Regions from separate parts of the Homo sapiens genome. Here region 2 is linked to region 1. A link is a loop called in an ENCODE intact Hi-C map of the cell type or tissue named here. Cell type or tissue: endothelial cell of umbilical vein. All regions are shown on one strand. Each heading gives the region's core, and the rest is flanking DNA. Links, peaks and the distances in the headings are about the cores only.

What was found. A loop is a pair of places that touch in the nucleus more often than their neighbours do. Peaks named below come from ENCODE experiments on the same cell type or tissue, not always from the same donor. Only the 100,000 strongest peaks of a DNase experiment are listed, where the experiment ranks them.
Region 2: a loop joins it to region 1, with 3 times the contacts of the local background. A loop is called at or near these places in 1 of 110 quality-filtered maps.

The regions. Positions count from the first base shown.
Region 1 is chr5:87,149,888-87,152,815 of GRCh38, forward strand. All of the region lies in intron 2 of LOC101929380 (a long non-coding RNA gene), which reads left to right. Among named protein-coding and RNA genes, the nearest start is that of MIR4280HG, 29 kb to the left of the region's middle. RefSeq lists a silencer at 1,712-1,912. In endothelial cell of umbilical vein, for the core only: no CTCF peak of the experiment used is centred there; a DNase peak (open chromatin) is centred at 1,724; H3K27ac peaks cover 1,900 bases.
Region 2 is chr5:87,392,123-87,395,050 of GRCh38, forward strand. CCNH (cyclin H) reads right to left here. Exons shown (of 9, transcript NM_001239.4): 8 at 2,922-2,928; 9 at 2,152-2,362. The coding sequence ends at 2,324. Among named protein-coding and RNA genes, the nearest start is that of CCNH, 19 kb to the right of the region's middle. In endothelial cell of umbilical vein, for the core only: no CTCF peak of the experiment used is centred there; a DNase peak (open chromatin) is centred at 1,369; H3K27ac peaks cover 2,431 bases.

The DNA of each region.
Region 1 (2,928 bases), core at 265-2,764:
GCACTGTGGCTCACGCCTGTAATTCCAGCACTTTGGGAGGCCGAGGTTGGCGGATCACGAGGTCAGGAGATTGAGACCATCTTGGCCAACATGGTGAAACCCCGTCTCTACTAAAATACCGAAAAAAAAAAAATTAGCTGGGCGTGGTGGCAGCTGCCTGTAGTCCCAGCCATTCGGGAGGCTGAGGCAGGAGAATAGCTTGAACCCTGAGGGTGGAGGTTGCAGCGAGCCCAGACCGCGCCACTGCACTCCAGCCTGGTGACAGAGCAAGACTCCGTCAAAATTAAAAAATATATATATATACACATATATATGTGTATATATATAGTATATGTATATGTATATATATGTGTATATATAGTATATGTATATGTATATATATGTATATATATAGTATATGTATATGTATATATGTATATATATGTGTATATATGTATGTATATATGTGTATATATATGTATATAATATAAATAAAAATAAAAACCTGGGTCTCTATGTGAGCCTGAACGACAGCTCTGCTGAGACTCCACACAGCTCTGTGTATCGAACACAAGGCCCTGGTGGTGTGGGCTCACGAGGGGATCTCCTGATCTAGGGTTTGTAAAGATCTGTAGGAAAGCATGGTTTCCCGGGTGGAGTCAGGAAAGCATGGTTTCCCGGGTGGAGTCACGCCATCACTCACTGCTTCCCTTGGCTGGCGGTGAGGGTTTCTTTGCCTGCGTGCCGCTCCCACGTGGACCGTCACCCCACCCTGCTTTTCTCCATTTTCTGTGGGTCGAGTTGATTGCCTAGTCAGTGCCAGTGCGAGAACCTGGATATTTCAGTTGAAGACGCCAGATTTACTTGCCGTTTTCATTCTTCTCTGTGAGAGCCGTGGAACACAGCTGCTTCTTATCATCCGTCTTGGCCCCTCCCCCCAAAATATTAATATTATTCTTTTTCACCTAGCTGCCTTTTCCTTTCTGAATCAGCTGGCAAACTTCCTAACATCCTTCAAGATCCAGTTTCAAAGTCCCTTTTAACAGTGGCTCAAACCTGTAATTCCAGCACTTTGGAGGCCAAGGTGAAAGGATCACTTGCACCCAGGAGCTCAAGACCAACCTAGGGAACATAGTGAGACCCTGTCTCTAAAAGCATAAAAATTAGCCAGGCATGGTGGCACGTGCCTGTAGTCTCAACTACTCAGGAGGCTGAGGCAGGAGGATCATGTGAGCTCAGGGGGTTGAGGCTGCAGTGAGCCATGACCACACCACTGCACTCCAGCCTGGGCAACAGAGCAAGACCCTGTCTCTAAGTAAATAAATAAATAAAAATAAACAATAGAATCTCCATCTCTAGAAATTCTCCTTTATTTTGTCTATTGCCTTCTCCTGTCTGTGCTCTCCTGGAACTTTAGCGATGTCTCTAACACCTATCGTACTACACATAGAATTTATTTATATGTCTGTCTGTCCAGCTAGTCTGTGAATTCTAGCACCTAGAGCAATACCCAACTTTCAGTAAACAACAGATGTTGACTGGATGGTCTGTGACTGAATGAAGGAAATAGCGTAAGAACCTATGCTTTTCCTCAAATGCTTTACAGTATTAGTTCAGACTTGTTAGTTTATGCATATCTTTGGTGTAACTGACATAACTGTTCTTCATGAAGTCAAATAAAGCTGAAAACCTTAATATGTATCTAACAGGGAAAAAATCTATTTGGGGTTACTGGGACTGTAGAATTGTTGAGTTCCTAGGACTGAAGGTCAGAAACCACAAAGAGGTAGAGGAATGGGAAGGAAGTGACTAAGAAGGGCAGCATACTAACTGGTTAACTGTTATCATCACAGAAACCAACAGTAGCTCTGATTTACATTAAGTTGCTTCAACTCTAGGAGTAGTCTTGATTTCTTGGCAGATTTTCTTCTTAGATGACAGTGCTTGGCTTTCTGGCCCTTGACATTAGTAAGACCTTCTCCTGCTGAGTCATTTGTTGCAGTTCTCTCTGGCATCGTTCCTCTATGGATTATGTATTTCCCCTTCCTATTCATTAACATTGTTTTCTTGATAGATTCTGCAGCTATTGTCATTACAGTTGTAAGTACCCTTTGCCCTTGGAAATTACATGGTATGGTTAATGAATATTTTGGTTGAAATGTTTTTGTGTTACATTTTCTGATTTATTCTTAAAAATTATCTTAAGAATAAGAAATAAGAATAAAGAGTAAAAAATACATTTCTAAGAGCAAGGACCTTTGAAGTGCAGCTATTAATGTTAATAGACTTTATATTTACAATAAAGATCTCAACATTTTAAGTGAACAAAATTTACTGAGGGAAAAATAGAGTAATAGAAAAATCTTATTAAGGATGATTCAATAAGCCTTTCAACCAGCATATTCCTGGCATACCCCTATGTGCAAGAAACAAAGTTAAATAACAAAAATGTCCTAACTTGTACTTCTTCACAATCTACAGGAAATACTCTAATTGTAATGCAAACTAATAAGAGAAAGCATTATAGTCTATGTAATAGGTATGAATCTCACCTTACAAACTTACATGTATAATAAATATATTTATTATTTTCTGTATTCATGCTTAATTATTTTTTTGTACCAATCCCCATCTTCCAGACCAGCAGAAAATTGATTCTGGTAATTATTTGGTCTTTCTCTCTCATCCTCTTACCTGGGTGATTGGAATGGGAGAGAAAGAAGAGTGTTATTGTTCATTGTTTGCCTGTTTGCAGGACTCCATAGGATCGGGATCTGTGTCCTGCAGGAGAAACAAGAAGCTCTTAAATGGCTGCAGATGGTTTTCTCAGCCTAAGTTCCCAGTCTACTGGGAACTTAGTGGGTAGAGGGTGCCTGGCCATAGAGAGGCAGAGTCGTCAAATGTATGCAGCCCTGGTAAGATGACTTTGGCATTGCTTGGACTCACATC
Region 2 (2,928 bases), core at 306-2,805, 240 kb after region 1:
TAGGACATATGGAACATACGTGGCAGAATGACATTGGTAATCAAAGTGAGTGAGACAGGAACCCAAGGAGGTGTTCCCACAGTAAGGAAAGCCCTAGATTCCAAGAGCAACACTTTATGCTATTCCTCTAATGTATAAAATACAGGAAAAAAAAATGCTAAGGGCTTAAAAGATGTCTGCTTAGTAGTTCCAAGCTACAAAAGGCAGTTATTTCTATGGGGGCTGCTAACCTATGTGGCTTCAATCACCGTTTAACACTGATACCAAAAATCTCAACATGTCCCATGCTCCTTTTCCTTGAAATCAGCTCAATTCATTCCATTCTCTCCCTTCTTGGCTCTTTTATCAAATTACTCTCCTTTCCACCCCTTCTGTTTTTTAGCTGGACTTGGACCAACATAGTATCCCAGGTGGTCTCCTTCCTTGGTTACATGATAGAAGACAGGGAGGATATGGATTAGTCAAGATATTTTTGCTGTGCACTTTGGCTCCCATTTATCACACCTCAATCTTTAGCCATACTAACCTGTCATTCCTCAGTCTGAAATCCTTCTCCCTTTTATTTAAAATCACAAACCTGACTTACCCTGCTTCTTATATTTTAACATCATTTGTCTCTCAAGTTGAAATGGAAACTTGTTACTTACCTTTGTAGGCCCTCTAGTAACTAGCTTGTCAGTGTTGAAATAAAATCTCTCACACTTTAACGTTTTTAATGGGGCTGGGTGGGAAAATTTTCAGTGATAAGTGTGGACCTTGCTCTGATGCCAAAGTTTGGCGATCTGAAAGGGAAAATGAGACAAATTGTGAACATCTTGTAATTCTGTCTAGAGCCTAGCAGCAATATATTTAACTAGGACTGCGATGGAGGATTTATAACTTTTGGCTTCTTCCACTCTGCTTTTGTAAAAATCTCACATCACGAATTTTATTCCTTTCACTCTGGAATGAGAAAAAAAAAAAACCCACAAAACTCAAGCCTACAGTGTAAAGAATTATTGTTAGAGAGATGAATATGCATATAGTAAGTATTGCCTTAAAATAGATGTAACTATAATGGTACCTACCTTTCTGGAAAGTACAGCCTGGGATGTACTGAGACTGAGGAGGTGTGTGTATTTGTGCAATTTAATTAGATTCAGGACACTTGAATTACTCGGAATTCCTTCAAGCCAGTTTTCCTGAAAAAAATCTGGCTTGGTAAACAGACGTCCACAGTTTGGTTCCAATTATAATAGTTAACACTTACTGAATACTAGTGTATGCAGGTACTATTCTAATTAATCCTATGAAGAGTAGGCATTTTTATCTTCCCCATTTTCAGTGTGGGAAACTGGCACTTAGAGGTTTAATAACTTACCAAGGTCACATAGTGAAATACAGCTGGCCATGATTCATATGTAAGTAATTTGCTGTAATAGTCTGTGCTTTCATATTTTTATATTGACTCATTTCAATTTGAATTACATTTCTCTAACATATTTAATCTGCAAAATTCCTAGTAACTGTTATAATCTACTTACACGGATTCACTTATAGGATCTAATAGGTTAATTATAAGGCTGTGGTGATGTGTGCCTGTAGTCCCAATTACTCAGAAAACTGAGGCAGAGGATCACTAGAGCCTAGGAGTCTGAGACAGCCTGGGCAACATAGCAAGACCTTACATCAAAACAAAATTAAAAAACAACCACAACTGAATATACAATTTGCTGCTACCTACTTATCTATACTAGCGTAAGAGTTTGATGTAGACAGCTATTCAAAATCATATATCTGGTTTTTTTTAAAAACCCATTTGGAAATGTTTTCGGGTAACTAAAGAAAAATAATATTCATTACCCAGACGACTGGCTTTCAGTACCATGTAACAGTTGAAATACCTTCTGCAGTTTAATAGTAATGGACAAATAGCTAAATATATCAGGATGGCATTCAAAAAGCCATTTATAAAGGTTTCTAGAGGGCAAAACACATTCCTTAACACTTTTAAAGCTGGCTACTAAGTTTTGTTTTTTGTGGTGCCTTTTTTAAAAAAAGCATAGGTTTGCCTATCATATTTTGCTTAAAAAATTAGGCAAATGAGTTGCAGCTTTAATTTGATATTAGTCACGATGGAATAAGAATATTCAAAACAGGTGCTATTCTAGCTCTTTTGAAGATGGTTTATTTTACATAAAGTTACTGTGAAAGGGAAAGAAAACAATAGAAAAGTTTTAATATATTTTATGTTTTCACATTATACTTTTTAAATAAAGTTAAACGTTTGATATGCTTCCTACTTCTCTTGATTAGTTAGCATTGAGAAATCAACTTCAAATGGTTAGAGAGATTCTACCAGGTCGTCATCAGTCCATTCTTCCTAAGAAGGAAAAAAAGTGTGGTAAGGATAACACTGAAGCATAACCAGTATTGTTTACCTCTTACCTCCCTTTAAGAAAATGTTCTCCTCCTTTTACCCATGTGGATTACAAAAGATAAACCAGGAAATTTTGTAATAGTTCACTGTTAGTAATGTTGGCATGGTCTCACCAGACTCCTCCAGTGAGGAATAAAGGTTATGGCTGTGACCTTTTGCCTCTGATTATTCACTTATTTGACTTGACAGATAGAAAATTTTTTTTAAAAGGGGGTAAGGGAAAAATCCTTGGAGAATAAGAAAAAAAGCAAAAATGTAGTATGTATACATATTGCTTCTGCTTTCTATGAACACAGGAAGGATTCTTCATTAAATAAAGACAGAAGAGAGAAAAATCCCTTTAATAATGGACAACAGTACTGTACGTAAGGAAGTATGCAAAAAATGAAAAAACCCACAACTCTATAATGCCTGTACTCTTGGAGAATAAATCTTAACAGTATAGTCACACCAGAATGTATAACAAAAATAACTTAGAGTTCATCTTTGGAGTAAAACATACCTCCTCA